7 separate regions of the Mus musculus genome follow, and all the other regions are linked to region 6. Evidence: chromatin loops called from intact Hi-C (ENCODE). Cell type or tissue: heart. All regions are shown on one strand.

Evidence for each region. A loop is a pair of places that touch in the nucleus more often than their neighbours do. Peaks named below come from ENCODE experiments on the same cell type or tissue, not always from the same donor. Only the 100,000 strongest peaks of a DNase experiment are listed, where the experiment ranks them.
Region 1: it touches region 6 in a loop (2.8-fold over the local background); 3 of 42 quality-filtered maps call a loop at or near these places.
Region 2: a loop joins it to region 6, with 2.3 times the contacts of the local background. A loop is called at or near these places in 2 of 42 quality-filtered maps.
Region 3: it touches region 6 in a loop (3.0-fold over the local background); 3 of 42 quality-filtered maps call a loop at or near these places.
Region 4: a loop joins it to region 6, with 2.7 times the contacts of the local background. A loop is called at or near these places in 19 of 42 quality-filtered maps.
Region 5: a loop joins it to region 6, with 2.9 times the contacts of the local background. A loop is called at or near these places in 10 of 42 quality-filtered maps.
Region 7: a loop joins it to region 6, with 3 times the contacts of the local background. A loop is called at or near these places in 3 of 42 quality-filtered maps.

What each region holds. Positions count from the first base shown.
Region 1 is chr6:8,829,369-8,833,368 of GRCm38, forward strand. No RefSeq gene overlaps it. Among named protein-coding and RNA genes, the nearest start is that of Gm38765, 25 kb to the left of the region's middle. In heart, a CTCF peak has its summit at 2,050 (motif pointing left); no DNase peak of the experiment used is centred here.
Region 2 is chr6:8,350,692-8,354,691 of GRCm38, forward strand. All of the region lies in intron 2 of Umad1 (UMAP1-MVP12 associated (UMA) domain containing 1), which reads left to right. Among named protein-coding and RNA genes, the nearest start is that of Gm46952, 7.1 kb to the left of the region's middle. In heart, no CTCF peak of the experiment used is centred here; no DNase peak of the experiment used is centred here.
Region 3 is chr6:7,842,989-7,846,988 of GRCm38, forward strand. It overlaps C1galt1 (core 1 synthase, glycoprotein-N-acetylgalactosamine 3-beta-galactosyltransferase, 1), which reads left to right and starts at 2,236. Exons shown (of 4, transcript NM_052993.3): 1 at 2,236-2,406. In heart, a CTCF peak has its summit at 1,530 (motif pointing right); a DNase peak (open chromatin) is centred at 1,713; H3K4me3 peaks cover 2,342 bases; H3K27ac peaks cover 1,979 bases.
Region 4 is chr6:8,272,815-8,276,814 of GRCm38, forward strand. The region is part of intron 2 of Umad1 (UMAP1-MVP12 associated (UMA) domain containing 1); the gene reads left to right. Among named protein-coding and RNA genes, the nearest start is that of Umad1, 16 kb to the left of the region's middle. In heart, CTCF peaks have their summits at 1,836 (motif pointing left) and 2,509; no DNase peak of the experiment used is centred here.
Region 5 is chr6:8,693,162-8,697,161 of GRCm38, forward strand. All of the region lies in intron 6 of Ica1 (islet cell autoantigen 1), which reads right to left. Among named protein-coding and RNA genes, the nearest start is that of Gm35621, 72 kb to the left of the region's middle. In heart, a CTCF peak has its summit at 1,650 (motif pointing left); no DNase peak of the experiment used is centred here; H3K27ac peaks cover 1,006 bases.
Region 6 is chr6:8,507,092-8,511,091 of GRCm38, forward strand. Glcci1 (glucocorticoid induced transcript 1) reads left to right here and starts at 2,509. Exons shown (of 8, transcript NM_133236.3): 1 at 2,509-3,228. The coding sequence starts at 2,796. A430035B10Rik (RIKEN cDNA A430035B10 gene) reads right to left here and starts at 2,070. Exons shown (of 2, transcript NR_040452.1): 1 at 1,888-2,070; 2 at 1-1,720. In heart, CTCF peaks have their summits at 2,215 and 2,422; DNase peaks (open chromatin) are centred at 2,150, 2,520 and 3,210; H3K4me3 peaks cover 2,439 bases; H3K27ac peaks cover 2,439 bases.
Region 7 is chr6:8,206,807-8,210,806 of GRCm38, forward strand. Mios (meiosis regulator for oocyte development) reads left to right here and starts at 2,421. Exons shown (of 12, transcript NM_145374.2): 1 at 2,421-2,605. In heart, CTCF peaks have their summits at 2,318 (motif pointing right), 2,528 and 2,820; a DNase peak (open chromatin) is centred at 2,475; H3K4me3 peaks cover 1,960 bases; H3K27ac peaks cover 1,320 bases.

The DNA of each region.
Region 1 (4,000 bases), 320 kb after region 6:
ATGGTTTTTCTTTTGCTTGGCTGTGAGGTGTTTTTAGCTCCCCCACCCCACAATGTAAAAGTTGAACTGTGGAGTAAACCCACTTACAATAACATTGAGACTAGCAAAACAGCAGTGCATTAAAATATGCAAGTATACAATGTGAAGTTTAGAGGAGTGTTTCTCATCTCTGCCCACCCATTAGACTCTCGTGGGAAGCTTTTAAATGTCTGACGACTCCAGCATACCCAGGCCAATTAAATCTAAATCTCTGGAGTAGGATTCAAGCATGAAGGTCCAAGGCTGTGGTTGAAATCTCTCAGGGTTTATGTGATAAATGACCTACTTTAAACCACCTCTTTAAAAAGAGATCAAAGGAGCTACCAGGAAAAGATTCAATCTGGGTAAGATGTGCAAGATTTTCTATTAAAGAAAAAAAGAGAATGTTCATGAAACTTACATCACATACTCTTTGCAGATCACAGCAATTATCTCAGATGCTTTTTATTGAGGCTCCATGATTGATGACCCATCATGAAAACCCCATGTCTTCACCTGGCTCCTATCTGTCAGTTTTATATTTCTACTCTACACTCCACTGAAAACATGAAGTCAGATCGATACAGTTATGTTAATGGCTGTAATATGCATCTCATTTGCAAAGGAATAGCAGTACATGATTTCCTAAGTTCCGAATTCCTCAACTCATTGACCAGCAATGTGTCATGACAACACTGAATGTCTGAGTGGCCCACTGGCGGCATCTTACAGATAAAAAGCAGCAACACAGGCAGGAATCTAGACAGTGACAGCACTGAGCAAACTTAAATGATCTTTAATGCTGTTTGTAGGTCCACTTGGTATTCCAACTCAGACGATGACCTCTAGGAGAAAAGCCAACCAACCTTGTGCTTTGCATCATCTTGACTCACAACTCCTTGTCACTTTGAATATTGAGCAGAGTTCTCCTATCAAATAAAACAAAAGCAAAAGCACACGGCCATAAAAAAAAAGTCACAATACTAGAATCACACAATTTCACCCAAACAAGGCAGCAGCAAATGCCTCCTTGGCAGGCTCTTCCTCTGTGTTCCGGGTGCATGTGGGTCTCTGTTTTCTCCTTGTCCTTGGTGTTTGGGTCCCAACATTTGCCATGCACAGTTCATTTGGGGTTTTCATAGTGCAGGACTCAATGTTTCCACGTGGTGAACAACTTCCAGGATGTATCTCTATGGGGAATAGAAAGGTATTAGACATTTTGTTGCAGAGACTTGAGTGTAAGTCCTGAAGGTGGGAAGGACAGAGAGAATCAAATTCTTGTTGGAATACTTAAGTGAGCTCACTGATACAAGAGACCTGTTGGAGATAATATGAACTTGTGTAAATGGAGGACACCTTCCTGGCCTATAACAGAAATGAATGAAAGGTTAGGGACAGAGTACAACAGGTCATCTTTTTAAGTAATAGAGAAACTAGAAACCAATCTCAGGTATGCCTGCCCATTCAATGAGCAACTCATCTGAGATTTCACAAGGATAAACTGCATTCAGGGACCACTGCATCATTGTCACCTATATAAAAAAAAAAAGTTTTAAATAGACTTTGATGAACAAGTTTTTTGTGAAGGTCTTCTTGCCAATGCATATAGCAGAATTTTTAAAAAGGCCAATGGGCAAACACTAACACTTGACACGGGCAATTATTTTGATAATGAATCTTTACAGCAGCAGCACTCTAGCCTAAGGGAGTCACTGGGCTTGTTTATTTGAAAAGCATGGAAAAACAAAACAAAAACTTGAAACAAGAAAAGGACTAGAAAGTGTTTGGGGTTCCAGACACAGTTCTGATTTTTCCACCAGGAAGTAATTAGATCCTTACTTCCTGACATGGCTTGGGGATGCACTGCTAGGATCTGAAGATACAGCAAAACAAAACAAAACAACAAAACAAAACAAAACAAAACAAAGCAAAACAAAACAAAACAAAACAAAACAAAACAAAACAAAACACACACTCAAAATAGCCTGGAGCTAGATTTGGCATATTTGTTTAAACCAATAGTGACATCTGGTGGCTGCATATACCAATGACTATTAGCATCCTTCGGGCTTCCCCAGTAAGTTTTAAAATGGCTGCTTTTCTCATGTTAAAGTATCAAAGGCCAGTTGGGAATCTTACTGATATTTTTTTGTTTATATAAACAAATGAATTTAAAAAAATGTGAATGGTCCTTTGAAAATCCAACCCCCTCGCCTTTTAGATAACACAATCAATAAGACTCTAAATTGTTTTGTCTTTGTAGCTACTTTCTACTAGAAGATTGTATTGCCCTGCAGTTGCTGGGATTTCTGCCACTTTACATTTTAAAATAAGTTAATTAGCTTTATTCTGTCATTCACCCAAGACCCATTCTCTGCCAGCCTCCATGCTGGGCATCAGGACTGATGCAAAATTGGGGTTCAGACAAGAGGCTTGGGTTGTTGCAGGCCTGGCTTGGAGTTCACCGTAGCCTGAAGTTCTAGCATCCTTTTGTAAAAAGAAGCAAGGTGAACTTTGGTTTTTGTTTCTTTCATCTAGCTTAATTTTTTAGTTCCTTCTGCCATAGCAGGTGCATACCCCTGATCTGACTCTCAGCTCTCCTTCCCTTAGACCATGTCTGTAGTTTTTGTACATGAGTGTGTGTGAACAAATCTCTATGGAATGCTTAGTGTCTGACCTCACATTTTCCATGTGTAATGGTAATGCTCCCATTAGCTTACAGTGACCATCTCCCTCCTCTTAGTCTCTCTCCAACTGTTGTCTCAGAATTCCATTATTCCCAGTCTTTTCTATAATGTCCTATTTTTCTCTTTTTTTTTCACACAGGAATTTATGAAGTCACTTAAAATATTATTATTATTATTATTGGCCATTTGCTGCTTTTCCCTATTATACATACATATTACAAACATACATACATACATACAAACATACATGAAAAAAAATCAGGTCTTAGTATGTACAAGAATTTTCCTAAGACTCTAATAAGGACCACAGTAAGGGACTGAATTCAGTTTCTTGGCTGGGACAATGGCTCAATGAGTAAAACTGCTCACTCAGAAGGTACAGAGACCTGAGTCCAAATCCCCAGAACCTAAATAGAAGCTAGACTCATAGCACAGGCATCGGTTGTCCCAGTGCTCCTATGAGGAAATAGGATGGGAGATAGGGGAGCCCCCAGAAAGTCACTTCAGCCAACCTGATGTGTACAGAAAAAAAAAAAAATCAAAGAAGCCTTGCTTCTAACAAGGTAAGGAATAACACCCAAGTTTGTCCTTTAACCTCTGAATATACTGTATGCCATGTGTATGACTACATTCATACATATGAATGCTGGCACATATGAACACACGCACACACACACACTGAACCCACCCGGATCCTTAGACTCTGTAGCATTCATTTTCACAACCCACTCAATGCCTCCAGAAGGCACATTGTCCAGCCCCTCCTCAGCAACTCTTTTTTTTTTTTTTTTTTTTAGCACTTTTTATGGCTTCTGGAATATCTGTGACCAAAAACAACAACAAAAAAAAAAAAACAACAAAAACAACAACAACAACAACAACAACAAAAATGATTCAGCGAGGGAGAATGTGTAGAAAACCTCTTCATCTTTGTTCACCATGGCTTTTGAAGAAGGAAGTGGAGTCAGTCACAGTCAGCTCTGTATTCACTTTAGTTTCCTTAGGAACACAGGCAGACAGGTGGCTCAAACAGAAGTCTCAATTATTTATAAATGACTGTGGGGAAATATTTACTCTGGGAACACTAACCATTTTCTGCATGAATCATTTATAGTCTTTGCTATTTAGAGCAGCAGTTAGCTTTGCTATCATCTATTCATTTCTACACTGAGTCAGAGACACTTAAGTCAGCAGGCATGCTGGAATAACCAGTAGGTTCTTTCTTAAATATTAGGCACAAAGTAAAACTGATCGTTATACCCGTCTTTCTAAAATATTGTTCCCAAATCACCTTC
Region 2 (4,000 bases), 160 kb before region 6:
CAGACTTTGTATGCAACTTATTGACCTACTAGCAAGTTGGCTGCAACTAATGACATTCATTGTAGAATATCCCTTTTGTTCCATAAAGAATAAAGGAAGATGAAGAAAAGCAGATGAGGTACATGGAAATAAATTTGTATAAAGGAAGTTGCATGTCCATGATAACTTAGCATGTTCTTTATGGCCGCAAAATAAAATCAGAAGAGGGTGAGGAAATTGGCCTAATAGATATAGCTGGGACTAGAGAGACTGAAACTTGGTACCAATTATAGGGGTAGCGAATGAAGGTGATAGAGACTAGGAGGCAGGTTTGGGAGAGACTGCTAATGAACTGAAAAGAAAGCACAGTGCATGGTGATTCACTGCCATTGTGAACATGCACAGAAGCAGGGCTAGTTCTGCCGAGAGATAAGGAGGGACTGTGGAAAGCACTAAGGTTAACTGCCACGGAGACGTGGACCAAGTAAATAGTCAGCAGGCTGGAATGGATGGCCTTGTAACCCAAGAAAAGGTTTGTCTTTAGCAATTGCTTTTATAGTCAGAATTGTGTTGGTATATTCTGAGTTACAGTTTTGGCTAAGATCCCCTAGAGATGAGTAAGAAAGTCTAGCCCTAGAGAGAGTAACAGGAAAGTGGAGAAGAACCACAAAGAAGCCTGAAAAACACCCACAGAAAAATATGGCCAATACAAAGTATATATGTGTGTTCTGTGTGTAGCTTTGGCAGTTTTTAAAGATTTTCTGAGAATTACATAGCCAACTTCCTACAAACTATGACCAAACTATATGTATTCCTTAACTATCTGTTGCATTGTCTTATTCCCAAGTCTCAGTTACAACTGCCATCATTAGTGACCCATAGTTAACAAGAACCATCTTTGCCTAAGCATATACAGCCACCATTTCAGGAAAGAAACACTTTGTAAATGAGAGTCTGGAAAAGTTATTTGTTAGTAGGTGACATATGGAGGGCTGGGTGACAGCATGGTTAAAGGTACAATCACTCTAGCAGACAGGATGTTGTTTTCACAGGAAACCTGTTTATTAAATCAGGAGATTATTGTCTTGTATGAGAAAGGGATTGTCGCATGCAACAGTGTTCCTGCTGAAGTGAAAGGTCATACATGTGCTCACGTGTTAGATTTACATTTCACTGCCACACACACTTTTTCCAGTGAAAGAGGTTACATCCTTAGCCTTACACACCACACACACACACACACACACACACACACACACACACAGACACACACACTGGGAGGATTGGGGGAGACAGACATACAAATAGACTTGAGGGTAGGGTTTTAAAGCAAGGAACGTATCCAGACCATGGAGAGGGTGGCTGATAGTAGCCACAGTCCACTTAGGTCCACTTAAGGTCCCCACGCTCAGGAGGAGGAAATGGTGCCCCAGGGTCCCTACTCAATGCACATGTACGAAGAGATCTTAGAACTTACATCTGTAAATTACTGTACACTTAGATGACAGTCTTTGTTTTCTCAGTATATGTATTTGTACAGTATCTCATGTTTGTAAATATATATGATTTATATAAATTAAAAGAGGCATGAGCTCTAAAGTGTTTAAATTACTGTGTGTGTGTGTATGTGTGATTAAAATATACTTTGGAGTTTCCAACTTAAATCATAGCGACTCTTTGACTGTAGTAAATAAATTGGGACACACAGAAGCTTTTAAACACAAATTGTTCTGCCATCTCAGTGTACAGTAATTTACAGATGTGACCTCTAACCACTTTACCTGTCAGATATCGGGCAATTTGGTTGCAAAATGCAGATATATGCCTCAACCTTATTTTTATATCCTGGTTCTTAAGGAGCCCACTAAGCACCAGTTCACAAGCCCTTGCTGTCCCCTTTGTGAGCATGCTGAGGTTTCTCATGGACTACCTAATGTCTCCCTGCATACAGTACGTTCCGTGCAGTCATCCTTTAGTCACAGGCAGTTTAAGCTGTTAAATAGTATCTTGCTTTAAAAGGTAGGCTGATGGAGTTTCTATCTGCTGGTACATCTGGTAAGTTAATATATACAGTCTGTGAGTATCCTGCAGGGACCTGTTTTTACATGCATACCGGGACGTTTATGTAGAAATCAAAGGCCATGAGTCAGAAGAACACAACTCTTGTTTCCAGCGTACTGGAGGCTTAAAAAAATTGGCTTTGAAAAATTGAAAGTCGTGTGGTTTGTTTTTATTGTGGAACCGATCAGGAAGAACAATTTACAGTCATTGCCATTCTTCACAGCTGAATGGAGTAGAGGTGCCCGCCTCGGGAACTGCAGCAGCTGCACCCGTCTCTCTGGGCTCACAAAAACATTGGCTTTTTAATCGAGAACTTTAGATGGCGGGCTACAGTTTGTTTTCATGATGGAAATGGTCAGTTGTGCCTTACCAGACAGCTGTAGTGTAATTAAGAAAAACTGTGTGAAAGTGGATTAAATATAACAGAAAAGACCCTAAAGGGGGGGAATTTCATCTTAAATGTATTCACTTTTTTTCCTTCCATGCATAAAAGTGGAGCTATCAATATAATTTCTACACAGTTTTTTCTGCTCTGCAGTATTATTTAGCTCTAGGAAACATGTGGCACTCTGCTACAGTGTTTGTTTCAAGATGGTTTAACTTCTGAAAGATGTACCTTCAAAATACCATGTATAGTAGGAATTTTACAGTTCTGTTTCTGTCGACTTTAATGTGTTTAAGAATTCAGTGATCTTCTGTAGAACCAAGTTGAGTCAGCTTTTTAGACTCACTTCCTAAGCAGGCAGCAAAGCATTCTGCTTCTTGAGATTCATAACTCTGAAAAGTGAGAGGTTACATTTGTTCCCGATGAATTGGAGCACTGCGATAAGCTAGGGAAGAGGGACTGGCTGCAGGGAACCCTCGAAATCAGGCTGTCAGCTGACTTTGTAAAGCATACCCTTATTTTATGCAGCAGACTTTGGAATAAGAATAGAAATGCCTTAATTTGCATCACAGTCTACAGTAGTGAAATAACTGTCCCAAGGTCGGGGGGAGCTGAATTAGAAAACTGTTGTGTGCACAAATAAGCAAGATTGGGGTTAGGCAGTCATTGTGTGTTTTTATCCTGGTTGCCCAACACTAAAATACAAAGTTTCACCCTTGACAGAATAGAGGTGCCAGCTGTAGGTTTCTTGGAAGATTTTATCATAGGCTGATGATGTTTATGCAGACACGCTCAGACTCCAGTGTAGTTGGGATTTGGGACCCTCAGATGGCGAGAGGATGGGAGATGGTCAGGCTACTGCCACTCTTGAGTCTTTCCCTGCAAGAGGCGTGCTAGGCAGACTTCACAAGAAACTGAGGGTAGTAAAGGAAGAACTGAGCGGCCGCTTCCCTCTCAGCCTCACACTGCTGCTGTCCAGATTCCTGTCCCCTACCACAGATCTCAGGAGAAAACAAAGAATCGGGTCGAGTTATCCTAAATGGCAAGCGATGGCTGCAGCTTGAGAGGTTTGTTTGCTTGTTTGTTTGTTTTCCTGTACGCAAACTGAACCCTGATGTTTACCAAACTCTTCTTCTGCATCTTCGGAGCCTGCAGCTTCAGATGCTGGTGAGGGCATCCCTATGGACACTGCGTCTGCAGAGCACAGGCAATGGCTCAGAAAGGACATGGATGCGTGGAGGACTCAAAGCTATGAAGGAATTGGCTGAGGCACATTTTCAGCTAAGACCTGCAGGGAATGTATAAAGAGAAAGCAATATGATACAGTAAGAGAATTAACTGGAAATTCAAATGAGGAAAAAAATCTAGATTCAAGGCCCTGCTCCTGAACATTCCGGACAAGCCATTCTCTAGGACTCGATTTGTTCACGTGTGAAGTGAAACCTGTTGTACGTAGCAGACAGGTTGTGCTTCTGAAACAACCCTGGGGGAGCAGAAGTAAAACTGCCAGGAGGCACCTTTAGTGCTGTATGCTTAGGAAACCACTTCATTCATTCATTCGCAGCTTTAAGGGGG
Region 3 (4,000 bases), 660 kb before region 6:
AGTTTTCTTTTACATTTATGCATGGCAATTTTTTTTTTTTTGTCTGTGTGTGGTGGAGTTAAGCCTGAGCAGGAGCTGAGAAAAAGAGAAGGATGGAGCTAAGGATGTCTGGGAGAGAAGTTGGAGGGCCATGGACCAGAGAAAGGGCACTCACCTGTTCTTCTTTTCTGGCCTGTCCTATCAGTTTCTCATTCTTTCCTCAATTTTCTCATCTGAAAAGGAGACCTTTGAATTCAAATCCCTAGCTTTGTTTCAAGTTTTAAACTTCCTTTGGAAGAATTTTTTTTGAGGGGGGGGGATTTATTGGTGCCGTTCAGTAGCTTCCTAAAACTACACACAATGAATTGGTTCATCACCTAGATCCCAGCCTACTATGGTTGGAATGTGGCTTTTCTTCCCCAGACTCTGATCTCGATTATCATGTGTTAGAGGGTGAGGCTAAGTAAAAGTGTTGATTTTGTTAGGACTCTCCCCTTACTTACCGAATGAACGACGATGAACGGCTCAATTCTTTCTTGTGACTAATGGATTAATGAATGAATGGGCTATTCAGTGACTGATATAAAATCGAGTTCGGCTAGGTCTCCAATATGCTTTCTGTTTCCTGCCGTGATATCTGGCTGGTTCACGACTTAATAAACAAAAATCACCACACACAGCTCCTTGTCTACAATCATAACCAGAATATACCTGTTCTTTACAACTTAGCATCTATAATAGTAGAGGCAGAAAGTGGATTCAGATAAAGCTTAAATGTCTTATTCCAAAACCCTCACTTTTAATAGCTATGCTGTGGTGTGCTCAGAACTGCATAGTTTGAACATTTATCAAGCAGGGCACAGTGTTTCCATCCGGGGGCCTGGCCTTGCAGATGATGGTTAAGGTCTCTAGATCTTACTTCCACTCCCTGCTGCCTCACCAGGTGGCAACCCACTTCCGTTGCTGCCACAAAGATAGCTTCTTGGTACACAGGACCTTTGCCAAAGCAGAGCAGACGAGTTTGTAAAACTCTCTCTCTCTCTCTTTTTTTTTTTTTTTTTTTTTTGGTTTTTCAAGACAGGGTTTCTCTGTATAGCCCTGGCTGTCCCGGAACTCACTTATTAGACCAGGCTGGCCTCCAACTCCCGAGTGCTAGGCGTGCACCACCACTCCCCGCTGAGTTTGTAAAACTCTTAAGTATTTGCCATAGCAGAACAGAAGTAAAATGCCATTACACACATTCCTCCAAGAGGCTTTCTGTCCGTTGTCACTATATGAGTTCTCTGTTCTTCTGAGGCACACATCTGGTTACAGAGCACTCTTCATTATGCCAAATCTCTTGTTATTAAGGATAGAGGAATGCTGTGAAAGGAAAAGAGGCAAAAAAAAAGGGGGGGGGGGCTAAGATTGGGTTAGAGGTCAGCGTGACGTTGAGGTTTGTTCCACAGACAACAGTTTAAAAGGCAGTTCTTTACTTGTACTCCCTGCTAATTTCGCTTTCTGCTTTCCTGAGAGAATTAGAACACTCAACCTCACCAGAAGGGGGCTAAAAAAACCCTGAGCTCGGGGAAGCCGGGACTTCCCAGCCCACTCCGCAGGAGGGCGGGGCAAACACCCGGCGGCCAATCCCCGCATCCGCAGGTCGCGGTGTCCCCGCCCACTCTGCCCAGGCCCCGCCCTTCCCCGGGGCTGCTGCTGCTGCTGCAGCTGCTGCAGCCGGGACGTCAGCATCTCCGAGACCCCTGGGTGGCGGCTGCGCAGTAGGCGGGCCGTGGTCCAGGCCGCGCGGTCGGGAGGGGCGGAGCGAGCGGCGGGAGCGAGCGGCAGGAGCGCGCGCCGGGCCCGCCTCGGCCGCCGCCGCCGCCGCCGCCGCCGGGAGATGATCTGGGCGGCCGCGGGCGGCCCAGGCTAGCGGCCCCTGCCCGTGCTGCGGCGGGCCAGGGCAGCGAAGGTCGCGGGTGGGGGGTCGTCCTCCTCCCCGCCTCCGGGAGGGGCGAGAGGGAGCCGGGGCTGATGTCAGGGACGGCGGGCGGAGGCGCCCGAGGGCTGCGGGTCCAGGGGCTCGGCTGCCGGCGGCAGGGCGACTGAGGGTTCGGGAACGCCGCCCGGGTCCGCGTCCCCGTCCGCGCCGGCGCGGCCAAACAGGTGTCTCGGGCGGCGGGCGAGCGGCCACCCTCGCGCTCTCCGCGGCCCGGCGTGTCCGGCCCGAGGCGCCCGGGGCGGGCCAGCGCCGAGCGGTCCTGCCCGCCGCCCCGCCCCGGGCCTCCGCGCGCCCGGCGCCCGCCAGCTGTGTGCACTCAGGTGCGGGCACCTTCCGGCCGCAACAGTCCCGAGTGCCCGCCGCCGTTGGACCGTCAGCTTTGTCTGGAGCTGGTCGGTTATGGTTGGAACTTTCCCTGCCCTTCGTTGACTGAGTGAACCAGCCAGGTGTGTTGGGGGCTTGCTACGCGCAGGATTTAAAAAAAAAATGTTTTTTGTTTTTTCTTTTTCCTTTGGTAACAAAGTGTGATGGCTTTCCTAGATGTTGGCTAGTTAAACAAAGTGCTTTGACTTTAGATAGATACTCTTCTAAATTAACTAATTTAAGAGTGAGGATCGGGGATTAATGCTTTTGAGCTCTGTCCACACTTCTTACTAGTGGCGTGGGACTTAGAATATTCTAAGATCCCTTACTTCCTGGAAAAAAAATTTTTTTTTTCCAATCTAGATCTTTGTATTCACGGTATTTCCTTTTAGTACATACTGTCAAAAGATGTATTCTGAGTTAAAAAGTTACAAAGTTAGAACTTCAGTGCTTCAGACTGAGTAGGCAACGCGGAAGGGACAGAAGTTTGGTAATTTGCAGGAAGTTGAGGATAGACCACAGATAGCTCAGCCTGGTGCCAAGAAAAAAATGCTGTGCACACTACAAGTTGTTTGATTCTGGTGGAAGTTTGGATTTGGAAGTGGAAACTTGAGTTTTTAGAAGGTATTTATAAACGGTACAATTTTCCAGTTCCTTATCAGATAAATGTCAGACGAGCCTTGTGCACACGATATTGTGTGCTCTAAGCATTGTATAGCATTTCTGCCAGCTGTAGTATATATTTTTGTCCAGTTTAAATGAATATAAGGTTTGAAGTTACCAAACAGTTAACTCTTTTCACCATATGTTCAGTAAAACTGACTTAGGAAGGCAAGTATGACTCACTGAAAAGTCAGCATTAGTGGACAACTAACTTTAGTGTTTCAGATTTTCTTGAAATTTATGTTTTCCTCTATCTTTTTACTCAGGACTCAGCAGTTTACAAATGCTTTGTGGTCATTTCCCACTTAAACTCCCTCTCCCTACATTGTGCTCTTAAAAAAAAAATCAGCCTACAGTTGTGGATAACTTTAATATCAAGCAGTTTAAAAGTACATATAATGAGTTAATGTTTGGCTAATTGTATTCAAAAGTATGTGCTGTATATTGCTTGTGTGTTGATTTTGCTGAAATGAAAATTGTGTTATTCAGCTTAACTATAAACTCATGATAATATAAAGTCAAATCTTTGGTGAAAGTAGTGGTTGGAATTTTGTTGCAATTTATTTATGAATCAAATGTGAATTGAAATTGTTACCTTAATGCTCCTGTTTACCTATTACATTCAAAAGTTGGCTTTTCGGTACAGATATTTTAAAAGGACTTTGAGATTTTAACAACTAGCTTGAAATAAAAGAAAGATACATGTTTTTAATTACCAAATCTGGTGGGACTAAGGTCTTTTTAAAAATTAAAAATTTAAATTAACATGCCAAGTGGTGAGATTCATATATACGTTGGTCATTATACTTTGGTTTTATTCGCTTAAAGAAAACAAGACTTGCTGCATAAAATGTGAAGTTGGCCTTTTATCTTTCAATCCAATAAGAAACAAATGATAAAGTGTACTTAATTTTTTGCATATAATTGAAATGTCACTCCCCACCTGGTGTTGGGGGTGGGGCGGTGTAAGTCACTCAGCTGCAACTGTTTTTTTTTTTTTTTTTCCTGTTAGGT
Region 4 (4,000 bases), 230 kb before region 6:
ACGTTCTTAGGCATAGTCTCCTTGACTGCCAATTTGAAGCCTGTTGTGGAACCAGCCCAGCCTTCTCAATAGTTTAAGGCAAAAAGAAAAAGCCATACATAGCAGCCTTATTTATAATAGCCAGAAGCTGGAAAGAACCCAGATGCCCCTCAACAGAGGAATGGATACAGAAAATGTGGTACATTTACACAACGGAGTACTACTTAGCTATTAAAAAAAATGGATTTATGAAATTCCTAGGCAAATGGTTGGACCTGGAGGGCATTGTCCTGAATGAGGTAACCCAATCACAAAAGAACTCACATGATATGTACTCACTGATAAGTGGATATTAGCCCAGAAACTTAGGATACCCAAGATATAAGATACAATTTGTGAAACACATGAAACTCAAGAGGAGTGAAGACCAAAATGTAGACACTTTGCCCCTTCTTAGAATTGGGAACAAAACACCCATGGAAGGAGTTACAAAGTTTGGAGCTGAGACAAAAGGATGGACCATCTAGAGACTGCCATATCCAGGGATCCATCCCATAATCAGCCTCCAAACGCTGACACCATTGCATACACTAGCAAGATTTTGCTAAAAGGACCCTGATATAGCTGTCTCTTGTGAGACTATGCCGGGGCCTAGCAAACACAGAAGTGGATGCTCACAGTCAGCTATTGGATGGATCACAGGGCCCCCAGTGGAGGAGCTAGAGAAAGTATCCAAGGAGCTAAAGGGATCTGCAACCCTATAGGTGGAACAACATTATGAACTAACCAGTACCCCGGAGCTCTTGACTCTAGCTGCATATATATCAAAAGATGGCCTGGAAAGAGAGGCCCATTGGACTTGCAATCTTTGTATGCCCCAGTACAGGGGAACGCCAGGGCCAAAAAGTGGAAGTGGGTGGGTAGGGGAGTGGGGGGGTATGGGGGACTTTTGGGATAGCATTGGAAATGTAAATGAGGAAAATACCTAATAAAAATATTTTAAAAAAAGAAAAAGCCAAAAAACAGAAACAACAACAACAACAAAAAAAACCCCTGAGAACATTAAATTGTGTACTTTACCTTTTAAACATGAATGTACTTTCTTTTAAATAAAGGAGAATTTGGCATTTTATCACTGTTTATTAAGTTTGGATCCTAATTTGGCTACCTCACTGTTTATTCTCCGATATTTTAAATAACTAAAATATTTTTAAATTATTATATAGAACTAACCTCCTGGAAGTTGAAGGCTCATAGTAGTATTGTTTTTGTAGTAAAATATCATTAGCATTCACAGACTTAATCGACTTAACTGATAAAAATTCTAACCATTACTAGGAATTATTGTATTACCATTAAAATTTATAAAGACAAACTTTAAAATTTTTTTTATTGTGGTAAACTACCTGTTTTGTCATGTCACTCTATAGCAGTCTCTTTATGTAATATTTACTTTAATCTCAGGGCATACCATATGAAAATACTTTGAAAAGATAAGTTCAGTGGTATATTTTTTCATAGTTTTATTGTTAACAGGGTACCATATTCACATATTTTGGAATATGTACTAGTTACTTTTCTGCTGTGAGAAAATACTACAGCCAAAAGCAACTTGTAAGAGAGAGTTTATTTGGGCTCATATTTCCAGAGGACTAGATGTCCATAACAGCAGGGAAGGAAGGTACGGTATCCTGAGGCCAGGTCAGGAGGCTGAGGGATCAGAGCAGGAAGCAAGGAGAGAGAACTGGAAGACGGCTGAAGCTGTGAAGCTGGCCCGGCAAGACTCCCTCCAGCAAAGCTCCAGGTCCATAACTTCCATAACTTCCCCAAGCAGTGCCACCTACTGGGGATCAGTGAACCTGCAGGTAAACTTTCACTAAAAACGGCCAATAGATATTCACCTAAGATTTTTAAATTAGTATCTGAACCAGAAACATTATAGGAGCAAAAAATGATTGGTTTTGTTTTCTTATCCTCTGGCTTCTCAGTGAGAAAGTCTATGACTGAGAAACAATCCCCTGCCAGTATGGACTGTTTAGAATTGGTTACAGTATCTCCTTAGAGCCTCTATGACCAGTTTCTAAAGAGGCCACAGTCAGTTACACTGTTAAATCTGAAAATGGTGCCCCTTTCCTTTCCTTTTCCACCTGAGAATACCTTCTCCTTTCGGCTAGTACTTCTATTTAATGGTCACTTGAAATTTCAGGTCCAGGACAGCCAAGGCACTTTACTTGATAACAGGAGTATTTAGAGTAGTCACGTACAACTAAATTAGTTCATGTTTATGGAAAGCTTTTTTCTTTACTAGGACTTCTGAAGCTTTTGCTCTCTTTAGATTGTAGAGCATGTAGACTAAGCATAAAGTGAGGGGTGGGGTTAGTAGAAAAACATGCTTTCCCTTGTGTACCCAGAATTCACAGCAGAAGGCTAGAGCTCATTCAGTAATGAAGTTGAAGTAATCCTCCAGGTACTCCATCTACACAAAAACAAATTGCAGTTTCCCTTTGCATCACTGGGTGGCGATTTTTCACAGTCTTGAGCTACTGTTTAAAAAGCTAGCAAGCAAGGCACTGTTTGTAATTACCAAGGCCTTCTTCTGTTATGACACATTTAATTGTGCTTTTAACACATTATCTTTAAGTTGATTACAAATTTACTAGTGTAATGTGCAACCTTGTAGTTATTTTAAATTAGGAAAGGGTTTTGCAGGGTTGGCAGATAATTCTATCCAATACCAAGACAAAGGCATGCATTAGCTTATTATGTTAAAGCAAAAATAGAATATAAAATGAAAAGAAGTAATGTAGATTATTGTTCTTGCTCCAGTAATATTGTTGACCAGATATTGAGTATAATTTTAGAGGAGTGAGAATGAAATTGGGCAAGTAAACTATCACAGAGACAAAAAGAATTGTATGACAGTACGGCTGAACCCATTTCGTTCTTCAGTATATGCAGGCACTTAAAGTAGGACACAATAACTCTAAGCTTCTTTTAAATTAAAACTAATTTAGTAATTCATAGTAGTTTGGATTTCATCTTTAAGTATTTGATATTGAAGTGCATATCTTAGTTTCCCCCTTTCTTGGAGCTTAAGTATGAAATTAGATTTTATCAGTCGTCTTAAAGACTCTTTCCTATTATATTCCTGATTCTGGGAATTAAAGCATGCACATATATTTCAGTAAGCCTATTTTATTTTTATTTAGGACTTTTAAAAGGTTTTTTTCCCATCTCTGTTTTTCTCTTTCTTTCTTTCTTTCTTTCTTCCTTTCTTTTTTTTTTAATGAAGGCTTAGCTGTGTACAATGAAAATGTACATTCCACAGAATGGGAAATAGTAAGTAACTTTCATTCTGTGTGGAGCCAAAGGCTTTAATTGTGACAGCAAAACTAAATAGGTTTTCATAATGTGCTTCCTGTTTTAACTCCTGTCCTTACAGAACAAATGCACAGATCTTTAAAAAGTATTCATGGATTTAAAAAGTAATTTGTTCTTGACCTTGTATAGTTATAACCAGAAAAACTCAAATATATTTAATTTATCATAGTGATCTCTATTTTTACTCTTGACCTTTAAGTTCCAAGGCAAATGTTAGAGGCTTTTTCATTTAACTTCATTAGGTAATGAAAGTTCTTATTCTCCCAGCTGTGTGTAAGGGATGGAATTTTCACAGTATTTGTTCCTTAATTCTGCTCTAGCTCATCAAGGTGTTCTCCCTATGTGTCAGAACTCTGACATCCTTCTAAACAACATGCAGTATTGTAGGGATGGCAGTGTTCAAGAGTTGCTGAAATCATTCTTTCCTAAGGTGCTGGTGGGAGAACAAAGCATTCTTAGGTGATAACGCAGAACAAGATAAGGCCTACTTAGGGCCGTTGAAAAGTTGCTGCTTGGCTAGAGAGAGTATATCAGGGTCACTGAGGAAAAACCGGTCTGGGAAGGTAGTTTGTGATAGGCTGAGACATTAGAATTTTATCCCTCATGCTGTAAGGAACTTTTAGTGCATTTTAAAGCATCC
Region 5 (4,000 bases), 190 kb after region 6:
AAAGATCTCCTGTATTTGCTTTCTCGGTGACAGAGGGAGGAGGGCCAGAGGCCTAAGCAAAACAGCCATAAGGACAGATGCAGAAGCTCTGCTTCTCGGTGAATCCGTGTTCGTAACTCCGAGAGGAGATGCTTAAAATAAAAACCAGAGTGAGCCAGCCACAGGAGCTGCTGCTCATCTCGATCACAGCACTTGGTTCATAAGCACTGGCTTAGACATGTGTCTCTCCCACCCAACACTGAGCCCACTGAGGGCTGCCATCAGCCTTGTCTGACTGGATCCTCAACACTAAGCCCGGAATCTGGCACAATGCGAGGGCTTTGAGTAAAAGGTCTCTGAATGGATGGACAAAGGAAGGAATGAAAGGAAGAAAGAGAGGAGAGTAGAGCCTGATCAACTGAAGTCATTATACCAGACAGAGGCTTGGGACTTATTTACACCAACCCTATTTAATGGCTGATGTGAGAGCCACAGGGATTAAAGGGTTTGTTGAGGCCTGACAGTAAATGCAATGGTAGAGGTGGACCCAGAACCCAGGACAGCAGGGTCCTTCTCCTCCTCCCGCTGTGAGGAGCCAGAAGACAGCCCTTCTCACAGTCATCTGTCAGCTGGTTGTTGAGAATACAAAATACATTTTCCCATGGATGCAACTTTTCCCCCCTCTCTTTCTCTCTCCCCTTTTTTTTTTTTTTTAAATGGTGGTTCGGTTCCCAGGCCAGGCCACAAAAGCTTATTTACCCCAGAGCTGAGCTCAACTATAAAACCAGCGGTAGCTCTGAGGCCTCCCTAAATCCCCAGCTCCGAGCTGCAGTCCGAAGGGCAGGTGGGCAGCTGGCTCTGCAGGGGGGTGGGCGGACCAGCCTGGAGCAGACCAGGAGAGCAGGCGGGGGCTGGGCAGGGGGGCTGGGCAGGGGCCCGGGCAGCAGCTGCAGGAGGCTCCAGCAGCTTCTGAATGCCTTGGTGGTTCTTAAGTGGATTGTTTGTAAGTTGGGAACTGTCTGTACTTAGAAAGACAGATTTCAAGAGGTACGGGGATCCTATTTCACTTGAAGGCCCACAGTAATGAGGGTTCTTTATTCGTAATGAAGTAGCCACTAATTGGAGGGACAGGCTCGGGAGGCCTGCTGGAATTCTGTACTCCTGGACCAGAATTGAGTAATATTATGCAGTAGCCTGGCAACCCTTTACTTTTGCACAAAATTCATATAAAAAAAATCTCCTGTGAATGCCTGTCTGACTTTACCGTGTTTATTATTAATAATGATAATAACAGGGTAACTATGTGCAGCACTAGGCTGAGGATGTGAATGGAATTCTCAGTTTCCTCAACTTTTTCTCCCCAGCAAGATTAGGAACATTTGGAAAATCCTTCCCTCAGAGTGGGCTGAAAGCCTCTGCATCTGCCCAGAGGAGAGAGAGATGGCTCCAGTTTCTTAGAGCTCATCCAAGGGATGGTCTTTTCTTTCCTCCTCTTCAGAGAGGCAGAAATATTCCATAGACTCACAAATGCTGTAAAAGCGAACACAGGAGAAGAAATGTCAACAGAACTGGAAAAGTTACCATAGGGAACCGATTACAATAAGGCAACACAGTTAGCCTTTCTGGATTTAATGAAATATGGTCAACTACACTGGAATGTTCTGGTGCCCCCTGGAGGATTCTGAAACCTAACGAGACTGGTTATTTAGTACCTTTCTTTGGATGTCTCTGAAAACCTTCAAGAAGCAGGCAATGTGTTTCTTCTCCCTGGTTCAAACAGACTTAACCCGGCTCAGCCACAGGCAAAGGGACAAAGGCACAAACCCTAAAATTCAAATGGCTTTAACCACCATACGTTTGTCGTTAGAAATGGAGGCTCTTGGATCAGAAGCAGAGCCTATTTTTGGCTCATGAAGTTTATACATCCAGCGGTGCAAAGTTCACAGTTGCATGTGTGATCTCTCAATTTCTGGGCTGAGTGTTTAGTGAACAAGGAAGTTTGCTTCTGCGAGTCTTGCTTTGTCTAGTGCAGGAAAGTTAAACATTCTGGAAAGTTAAACATTTAGCTTCTAAATTTTTACTGCTCTGGGAATCCTCTGGGACATGACTCCAGTATGCCGATGACTAAATGGCCGTCAGTGTTGTTTATTCCATAGTCACAGAACAGCCCGCAGATGTAAGGAACCATTGTGCAACTCCACTATGCATTCAGGATTATAGCTGCCATCTGCCCTCAACCCTAACTTACTGCAAGATCATTACATGGATGCATAGTAAGAGCGATACTATCCACTCTTAGCACTGGGCCTGAAAGATGTGGACCAAGATTCACCAGACTTGCAAAGAATTATGTCAACACACCAGTAAAATTATATTACGATGCTTACATTATGAATACAATGTTTTATTTTATAATACTGCCCAATTCTATATTAATATACTATCGTCTAACAATTTTAATATCAACCGCTTTTATACTTTGTGTATCAAATGCTTATTTTCTGAATTCAGATATTAAAAGGAATATTTTCAAATTCACCCCATGAGGTCACCAAACATGATTTCAGACTTCCAGAGGGGATGGAAGAATTCTTTGTGTCCCTGGATACCTTTCTCCCAGCTTTCAAAAATGGGTACATTCGGGACACTGATAATTTCCTTATCTAAACATGGAGTGAGAACAGTGGGAATTCTGAATAATTTAACAGTTTCAGAAACTCAAATAATTTCCTCTAATGTTGGGATAAGACAAGTGGAAACATTTTTATTCAATGTAGGTCTTAAGATCTTAGCGAAGGAAGGAAAGATAAAAACATGAGGTCTGCAAACAGGAAGAGGTCAAGTTATCCATGGAGACAATGTGACTTTATATTTCAGTAACTAAAAGACTCAGTCAGAAAACTTGTGGCAGGATACCAAATCACCATTAAAAGATCTGGTAGTTTTTCTATGTAACAGTAATCAACACGATGAAGAAGAAAGGGAAAAAAATGATAATTTTCACAATGGCTTCATGTTGGGAGCCGCGCCCACATTCGCCGTTACAAGATGGCGCTGACATCCTGTGTTCTAAGTGGTAAACAAATAATCTGCGCATGTGCCAAGGGTATCTTATGACTACTTGTACTCTGCTTTCCCTGTGACGTCAACTCGGCCGATGGGCTGCAGCCAATCAAGGAGTGACACGTCCGAGGCGAAGGAGAATTCTCCTTAAAAAGGGACGGGGTTTCGTTTTCTCCCTCTCTTGCTTCTTGCTCTCTTGCTCCTTGCACTCTGGCTCCTGAAGATGTAAGCAATAAAGCTTTGCCGCAGAAGATTCTGGTCTGTTGCGTCTTTCCTGGCCGGTCGTGAGAACGCGTCTAATAACAATTGGTGCCGAATTCCGGGACGAGAAAAAACTCGGGACTGGCGCAAGGAAGATCCCTCATTCCAGAACCAGAACTGCGGGTCGCGGTAATAAAGGTTCCCGTAAAGCAGACTGTTAAGAAGGATTCAACTGTATGAATTCAGAACTTTTCAGCTGGGGAACGAGAGTACCAGTGAGTACAGCTTTACGAGGTAAGTCTGATCTTGAACTTTCTAAGGAAATTCAAGACAGTCTATCAGAAGTAAAGTGGAATATGTTTGGCCTTGAATTTTTTCTAGTGTTAGAAGCCCTTTTGTTCCTTTTCACATGTTATCAAGTGGTTAAGATAGGGCGGATTCTAGATGAAATTCAGGACAAGCTATCAGAAGTAAAGTGGGGAGAGAGAGTAGGAACAAAGAGGAAATATGGTACACAAAATAAGTATACAGGCCTTTCCAAGGGTCTTGAACCCGAGGAAAAGTTAAGGTTAGGTAGGAATACCTGGAGAGAGATTAGAAGAAAAAGAGGAAAAAGGGAAAAGAAGAAAGATCAATTAGCGGAGGTCTCTAGGAAAAGGAGCCTGTGCTCATCGCTGGATGGGCTCGGGGAGCCAGCTCTTAGTAGCTCTGAAGCAGATGAAGAATTCTCCTCTGAAGAAACAGACTGGGAGGAAGA
Region 6 (4,000 bases):
CTCATTTAAATTCTTAGGTATGACCATCATGAGAATAAAGTTTTTAGAGGGAACCATATTTTCTTGAATAAAGAGAAAATGATTGGAATTTCAAAAAACTCATGATGAGTTACCAGAAAGTAAAAGTAATATTGTAAGATCAGATAGTATCTGTGGGTAATTCAATGGCACAGCATTTTGAGCAACCTATTCAAGACTTTGGGTTCAATTTCTAGCATGAGATGCATTAAAAAATTGGCACTTAAAAACTCATGCAAATTCTCTCATTTAGATTTTAGATACAACTTAAACTTATTACATCAGATCTGAATGAACAAGAAACCTAAAATTATGGCCAGCTCTATTGTTTTTGATCCAAACGAACTGCTACTGACCATTGCCAACGGTGGCTCACTATGACTTTAGAATCATGATCATCTAATGTGTTGAGGTTGGTCCAGAGGTGACCCAAGATGACATTTCTATAATGAAGCTGTGCTGTGATCAAATTACCAACGTTAGACATTTATCAGTAGTTTAAAACCTTTATACATTTTAGTATAACATTGTTGTAATCTTATTCTTGCTATTCCAAAAAAAAAAAACCCACCAAAAGAAGCCATTTATTGTTTCTATTCACAAAAGGTTATACTTAGTGAAACCATTAATCTTTAGATGAAAAAATTAATACAATAGACAAATTATGTCAAATTTTAAAGTTATTTTGTTCTATAGATAATTAAAGTATAATTTGTTCTAGAAAGTAAGAAAAGGGAGCTGCTAGTCATGTCTAAAAGCTCGTTTGGACATCTGTGAGCTACCATAAAGTCTCTTAATCAGAACACGCATCTTCTGCTTGGAGGTACTAAGGGCACAGGGCTTCTTCAGACGCCTGCCTGGGTCCCTCTGGCCTCAGCTTCCACTTAGCTGAGTGATCTCAGACAAGACAATTAGTGTCTTTGTGCCCCAGATAAAGCAGGGAGGATAATAACAGCACATACCTTGTGGATTATGTGAAGAACGAATGAGTTAACACATAATAATGTCCTTAGAACAGTGGCTAGCACGTGGTGAATGTTTAGTAAACATTAGCTATTATTTTTATATGTGATAAAGCATAGAACTATGACTAATATAGTAGGATATAGTACTAGATGCTATTTTTTGTATTTTGATTAGGCATCATCAATATTTTTTCTAAACAACAATTTACTGTGCTTCTTATTTTTTCTTATTTTTTTAAAAATTTTCATTTAATTTCATTTAATTTCTGTCTGACCACACAGGGAAGCAGAGAAAGGTGGCTCCTCTGAGTGAAACTGATCATTTAGTGCCTGGAATCAGGAAGCTTGCCAGTGTGGGCAGACACCAGGCAGACGCCAATCTGACACGCCACTTCTTTATTTTGTAAAATCTTATGTTTTTGTTTATCTCATGTGAATTAATAGGAGGTATCTGATGTAGAGCTTTAACTATTCCTGATTAGGGTTTTATATACTTTCTTATGCCCATCTAAAATCTTCGTACTTCTCATTTTCCTTGCAGAAGAATAACCCCCAGTGCCATCACACAGAGGAAATGACCACAATGAATTGTTACATTATGCCTGGTCTTTCTCCCAAGAGACCATCAGCTCCGGGGTAGTAAACTAGGTGCTCTCCATTAATAAATCTGATGATGCGATGCTGTAAATTTTCTTGTTGACGTGTACAATTCAGAATGTGATGTTCTCCACCCTACCCTGTAACGACAAACAGGTTGTAATGGCAGGTGCATTTTGTTCAATGTAGCATCCATACACTAATCCTGAAGTTGTTTTGATTCACAAGGCGACTAGGACACTTAAAGACATTTCTAAGATTAAAAGGGTTAAGGATCCTTCACTCAGCTTTAACTAAAACATCTCACCGGATGCAGGTGTATTTGCAAAATTAGTTTGGCTTCAGCGTCCTCAGCCCCAGGTTGTAGAGAGCACTGGAGGGTGGAATCCTTGTAACTTGCTTATCGCAGCGCGCGCGTGTCTTTGGGCGTCGGAGTCCGCGCAGGGCACGTATGGACCCACTTTTCTAACCTGACCCTCACCTCAAAGCCTGTCAACTCTTAAGTCCCTCCCTCCGCGCGAGGCCCGCCTCTCTCATCCACTTCCATGCTCCGCCCCCAGAGCGGAAACGTGGTACTGTAATTGGCCGAGTCTCCTCTCACTCCGACAATACAACCATTCCTTGGCATCCCGGAGTAGGGTGGCGCTGCCAATCACAGCGCTCGCAGCCGCAGGAGCCGGGTCCGGAACGCCCAGAGGCGGGGCCGGAGGCGGGGCGCCGACACAGGATTAGTTGCCATTCCGAGTGAGAAGCGGGTCGAGGTGGCGGCGGCAGCGGCGGCGGCGTTTGCGGTGGCGCGGGTTACGCGCAGCGCGAGGCGCCTCGAGGCCCCTTTCTCTCCTCCGAGGCTAAAGTCCCGGCGCTGCCCGTGGTCGCCGAGTCGTGTCGCGCGGGCGACCCCCCGCGAGGGCTGAGCAGCCGCGGGAAGCGGGCGAGTGCCCTGTCAGCGCGATGCCCGGGGCGGCGGCGGCGGCGGCCATGGGCTCGACGCGGGCTCTGCCGTGAGCGCCCCGCAGAGCGCCGCGGGGCGGTTGAGCCGTTGGACGTTGGCCGTCGCGGCGTCCCCTCCCCCTCGGCGGCGGGGTGCGCGTCGGAAGGGGAGCCCCGCGGCTCCGCCCCTCCCCGCCCCTCCCCCGTACACATCGCACGCACCGCGGCGCCGGCTCCCACACGCTCGCTCGCGCGCCCGCCCGCCCGCCCGCCCGCGGAGCCACCATGTCCACTGCGTCCTCCAGTTCCTCTCAGACCCCTCACTCCGCGCCGCAGAGGATGCGGCGCAGCACCGCGGGCTCCCCGCCCGCCGCTGCCGGGAGCGGGACGGGGCCGGCCGGGAGCTGCGCACCGGCTGCGGGAGCCGGTCGGCTGCTGCAGCCCATCCGCGCCACGGTGCCCTACCAGCTCCTGCGGGGCAGCCAGCACAGCCCCACGCGCCCGGCCGCCGCCGCCGCCACCGCCGCCGCCGCGCTCGGCAGTCTCTCCGGGCCCGGAGGGGCCCGCGGCCCCAGCCCGTCCAGCCCGACTCCACCGCCGGCCGCTGCCCCAGCCGAGCAGGCGCCTCGCGCCAAGGGCCGCCCGAGACGGTCCCCCGAGAGCCGGCGGAGGAGCAGCTCACCTGAGAGACGGAGTCCCGGCTCGCCCGTGTGCAGAGGTAGCGAGCCCAACCCTCCCGTCCTCCCGGGCTGCGTCTCCCCGACGGTGCCCTGCGTGGAAAACTTCAGCCTCTCCGGGCTTCTGTTTGCTAGTGCATTACCGAAGGTGTGAAAGTGGCTTTGGGAATCTCACCCCCCACCCTGAGGTCGCTGCAGGGCTTGGAGGAGCGACCTGGAAATCAACTTTTATCCGACCCTCACACCGCCACTCAGATTTTATCTTGCATCCCTCGCCTGCAAAAGAAAAGTGTTTCGGTTTAATAGCTTATTAGCTTTCTGTGTTTGGAGCCGGGCAAGGAGGAGCCGTGTGAAACCCTTAAACACGCACACAAACTCTCTAGCGGGGCATAAGGTGGTAGTGGTAATCTCTGCAGCCTTTGTGCTTTCCCACAAAGTTCTTGTCTGGAGTATGTTTGTGTTTTGGAGACTTGATGGCGGTAGTTAGGTTGTTAGAATATCCTTTGCATGTGTAGGGGAGGCAGTTTAAAGTGTATGCTGTTTATCCATCCTCTCCTCTACTTTATATAGTCATGTATTAGATCACTACTGCACTACAAATGGCTTATGCCGGAATGGTGGTTTTCGTGGTGAATTTCTTAAAGCCTGTTTGTGGAGTGTGTTCACTTTTTCCTTGCATCTTTAAGTATACTTAGCAGTTCAGCTGAGCTGTGTAGAGAGATCTCCTTTCTTTTTTGTTAGGTATCAAAGGTAATGGTGAGTGGGAGGATGTTGTGGACTCCCCTTAATGTTTTCTGTTTGGGTTTGGTTTTG
Region 7 (4,000 bases), 300 kb before region 6:
TAAAGTCATCCATTGGTGGAGTTTTCCTCAACTATATATGGCAGGTGTTGATAAAGCCATTAAAAAAAATGAGGTTGGTCTTATGTAGGGATATGTCCTAGGTTGAACCCACCTGCAGGTTCATGTTGCAGTAATGAATCTTATGATACACCCCCTTCATTGTACTTAATGTTCTTTACATGGCAGGAATCAAAAATATAGTATGTTTCTCAAACTCATCCTTTTACCCAAATGATCAGTCACTAGCAGCAGTGCTAGAGTACCCTAGCACACAGACGCAAGCATGGACTGTAAGCCACCTGAAGGGAGTATGGATGTCTGAGCTGAAACTCCTAGTGCAGCATCACCACAACCTAGAGTCTCCAGCATTCACAGGGGCAACCGCTAAGCTTTGTTCATCTCGATTTCTGAATTAACCCCTCGGCGAACCACTTGTTTCCATACCACTGGCAATTTGAGTCTTCATCATCTTTTACTTGGCTATTCTACAATTCCAACTCTCCATGGAAAAACTGGTTATATCACTGTCCTAGTTAAAATTATCAGTGACTCCACAATTTCCTTTATGAAAAAGCCTATGCAAAGACAGTAAGCTAATTTTCAATGAATTTCTGATAGGACTTCTCAATCTCTCCTCACCTCTGGTTTATTCATATATTAGTTTCTTCCTTAATCTTGATGCATATTAAGTCCATCGGTATACATCTCAGAGTGCGGTTAGTGTCAAACTCAGATATCTTATATTTTTCCTATGCATATATATCTATTATAAACTCTAATTTATAAATTAGGTACAGTAATGGCAACAATTATATAATATAATAGTTATAAAAAATGGTGGACCCTTTATACTCTGCAATGATACTAAGATCCATGTATGCTCAAATGTTTTATCTTAGTTGGTGTTATTTGCATATAACCTACATACATTCTCTGTACCTATTTCTACATTACTTATAATAGTTACACACTATAAATGATATGTAAAGAATTCCTATACTACATTTTATAGTAAAACATGACAAGGAAAATGTACAAGTTTGATTGATATATATATATATATATATATATATATATATATATACACACACACATATGTATGGAAAGACAGACAGACATAAGAGAAAGTTATTTTCATGTAGCTAGCCTAGCTCAAACTCAGTATATTGTTGAGTCTATCTTTTAATTCTTTGATCCTTCTGCTTCAACCTCGGGAGTGTTGATATTATAGACGAACACTACCATACCCAATTTTAAAAACATTTTGATCTGTGGTGGTTGAACCTGCACAGGCAGAGCTAGAGGATCTGGAGGGCCAACAGCACTATAATAAATCATATGTGAATCTCTCTCTCTCTCTCTCTCTCTCTCTCTCTCTCTCTCTCTCTCTCTCTCTCATGCTTATAAGCATGATTTGTCAATACCTACATGTTAAGACAAAATGGAGTGATTGATGTATTGTGATGTATTGTAGTATGCTGCTACTTGGTAAGGGTCACTTGAAGGTGAGCACTGACAGACAGATCTGATGGCCCAGATTGCAGCTTGGGTACACTGTGACTATGGGTAGTTGAATGATGTTCAGGATCGGACTGAACAGGACTCAGAAAGATTTCATAACATTCTAAAATTCAAATTTAGGTGTTCTTTAATTCGAATCGTTCACCTAATATTTTCAGGCTTTGACTGGTCAGTGGTTACTGAGACTTCATAAGCAAACTCACAGGTAAATGAGAGACTTGCTTTCCCATTGCTGTATCCTGTTTCCTGACACAGTATTCAGTTCTAGAAGGCCTTTCTCTTCCAGTTGTTTCCGTCTTTAACTTTTCTGTGACCAATCCATGTTTGTCTTTCTTAGTCTAGTGATCCTCAAGGAAGTTCTTCTGATGCCCCACCCAACCTGAGGGAGGTGCTCTCCCAGGTAGCTTAAAAAAGCCATCACTCTTTTGTCCTGTTTCCTACAAGGGTCTTTTTTTTTTTTTTTTTTTTTTTTCTCATTCCTATATCCCAACACGGTGTGACTCAACAAGGCATTCATGACCTCTTTTTGGAATAACTGAAATCGAATTATGAGCCCCAAATCCTTAAGTTTTTACGAAATCGCCCATCCTCTCTGTTCAGTGGAAATTAAAATGTCTCACATATGCTAAAATGTGTGTACCACCACGACCATGGTAGCTGGCTTCAGAGAAATAATCAAATTCCATGAGAGCAGGGTTAAAGAATGGCTGGCTTGCTGGAGAGGGGTCCCGGGGCAGGGCCCACACTGGGCGGAGCGCTCGAGAGGGAGGCGGGGACTCTAGGTTGTGGCCCTGCCCACAAGAGGGCGACGGAAGGGGCTCAACTCAAGCGCGGAGCGCTCGGGAGGAAGGCGGGGTCTCCGCGCGGCGGCCCCGCCCCGGGGCGGTGCCGGGCGAGGGGAAGGCGGGGCTCGCGGCGAGGAGGTCTGCTTCGGAGGCGGCAGGGTGGTTTGGTCGGGGGCCCAGCGGGTGGCCCGGGTCACCGCCCGTGCTTCGGCGGCCATCTTGCCCGCGCCCGTCTCCCGCGGCGGGAGGGGCGGCGTACAGGCCGGAAACGTCTGTGTGGCGACAGGCCACCTCCTCAGGTCAGTGAGTGCGGCCCGGAGCGGGTGTCTGCGTGAGGCCCGGGGTGGCAGCCGCGGCCGCTTCCTCAGAGCCTCGCCGGCGGGTGGCGTTCCGCTCGATCAGTGCGATGGTCACGGCACCGGGCTGCTGGCGGGCCTCGTGTGGAGCCTTGGGGCGTCCCGCGGCCGCGTGGCGACCGTCCTCCGTGCGGCCGCGCCGGGAGTGCGGAGCCGCGTCCCCCGCCGCCCAGCGGCTCAGCCAGGTGTCTGGACCGTGGGAGTCACGATCAGATTCCTGGTTTACCCGGAATAACAACACGATGAGTTCCAGTTGTACCCAATCAAATCCTTGTTAAAGGGCCTGTCACCCCCGTGAGCTCTGTTCCCTACCGACACGAATAATGCAAATTCCTTGAGAGGAATGGCTCAGCAAACGACTGCTCTTGTTGGCTTTTTTGAATAACTATAGTTTAACGAAAATATAGATGCGCAATGTCTTGTGGAGATGGTAGTACTCCAAATTTCCTGAAACTGCTATCGTTTACTTAGCGCGGAAAGAAAGACGACAGACCATATAATTGTATGTTTTGCGTTATGACAGTGTTTTGAATGTGTGCCCAGTTGCCACGTGGGGTTAAGATGCTTTGTAAGTGTATAGACTGGATTCCCAAGATTTAATAAAAATATAAAAACTTTCGTATTTTTTACAGTGTTGTATATTTTAAATTATTTCTTATTTGATAGGTTAAATTAAAAGATATTCTAAATTTCGTTTGCTACTTCTGAAATGTGCCCGCTAGAGAATTATAAGTGGTGGTTCACTAAATTTCTTTTGGATAGTGTTACCCATGTTCTGGTGGTGACTTGTGGGGAACCATTGAAGGGAAATGAACACTGACTAAATTTGAAGGTGAGGACCTAAATTATTGCCATCTCTTAGCCCCTCCATGGATTTGGCAGTTGTCTCCAGCATCTGAAAGCATTCACTTCCAGGACTGGTTGAAAGAACTAAATAGGGACAACAACATCTGTATGAAGCAGAGAACTCAACTGTGATGAGTTGGTGTTAGAACTTTGTGTGGTGGAAATTACTTAGATGTTACCCAAGTCATAAGGGACTTGTAATCGTCTAAACTAATAAGTGCATGAAAGACTTTCTGAGCCCTTACTGGTTTTTGTTGTTGTTTGCTTGTTTTGTTTTTTGCTGTCCTCCGTATTTATATTATGTATGTTAATAAGCAAGGACCCATTTGTATAGAGTGTTAGATTTCTTAACAGGATGGTTATAGACATACTGGTTTTCTAGGGCCATCTTTGTAATGTGCAACTCTATGCAGGAGCGCCAGCCGAGCATTTAGAATGACTAGCAGTTAGAAGCTGCTATGTCACTCCTTGACATTTTCATTTTGCACTGGG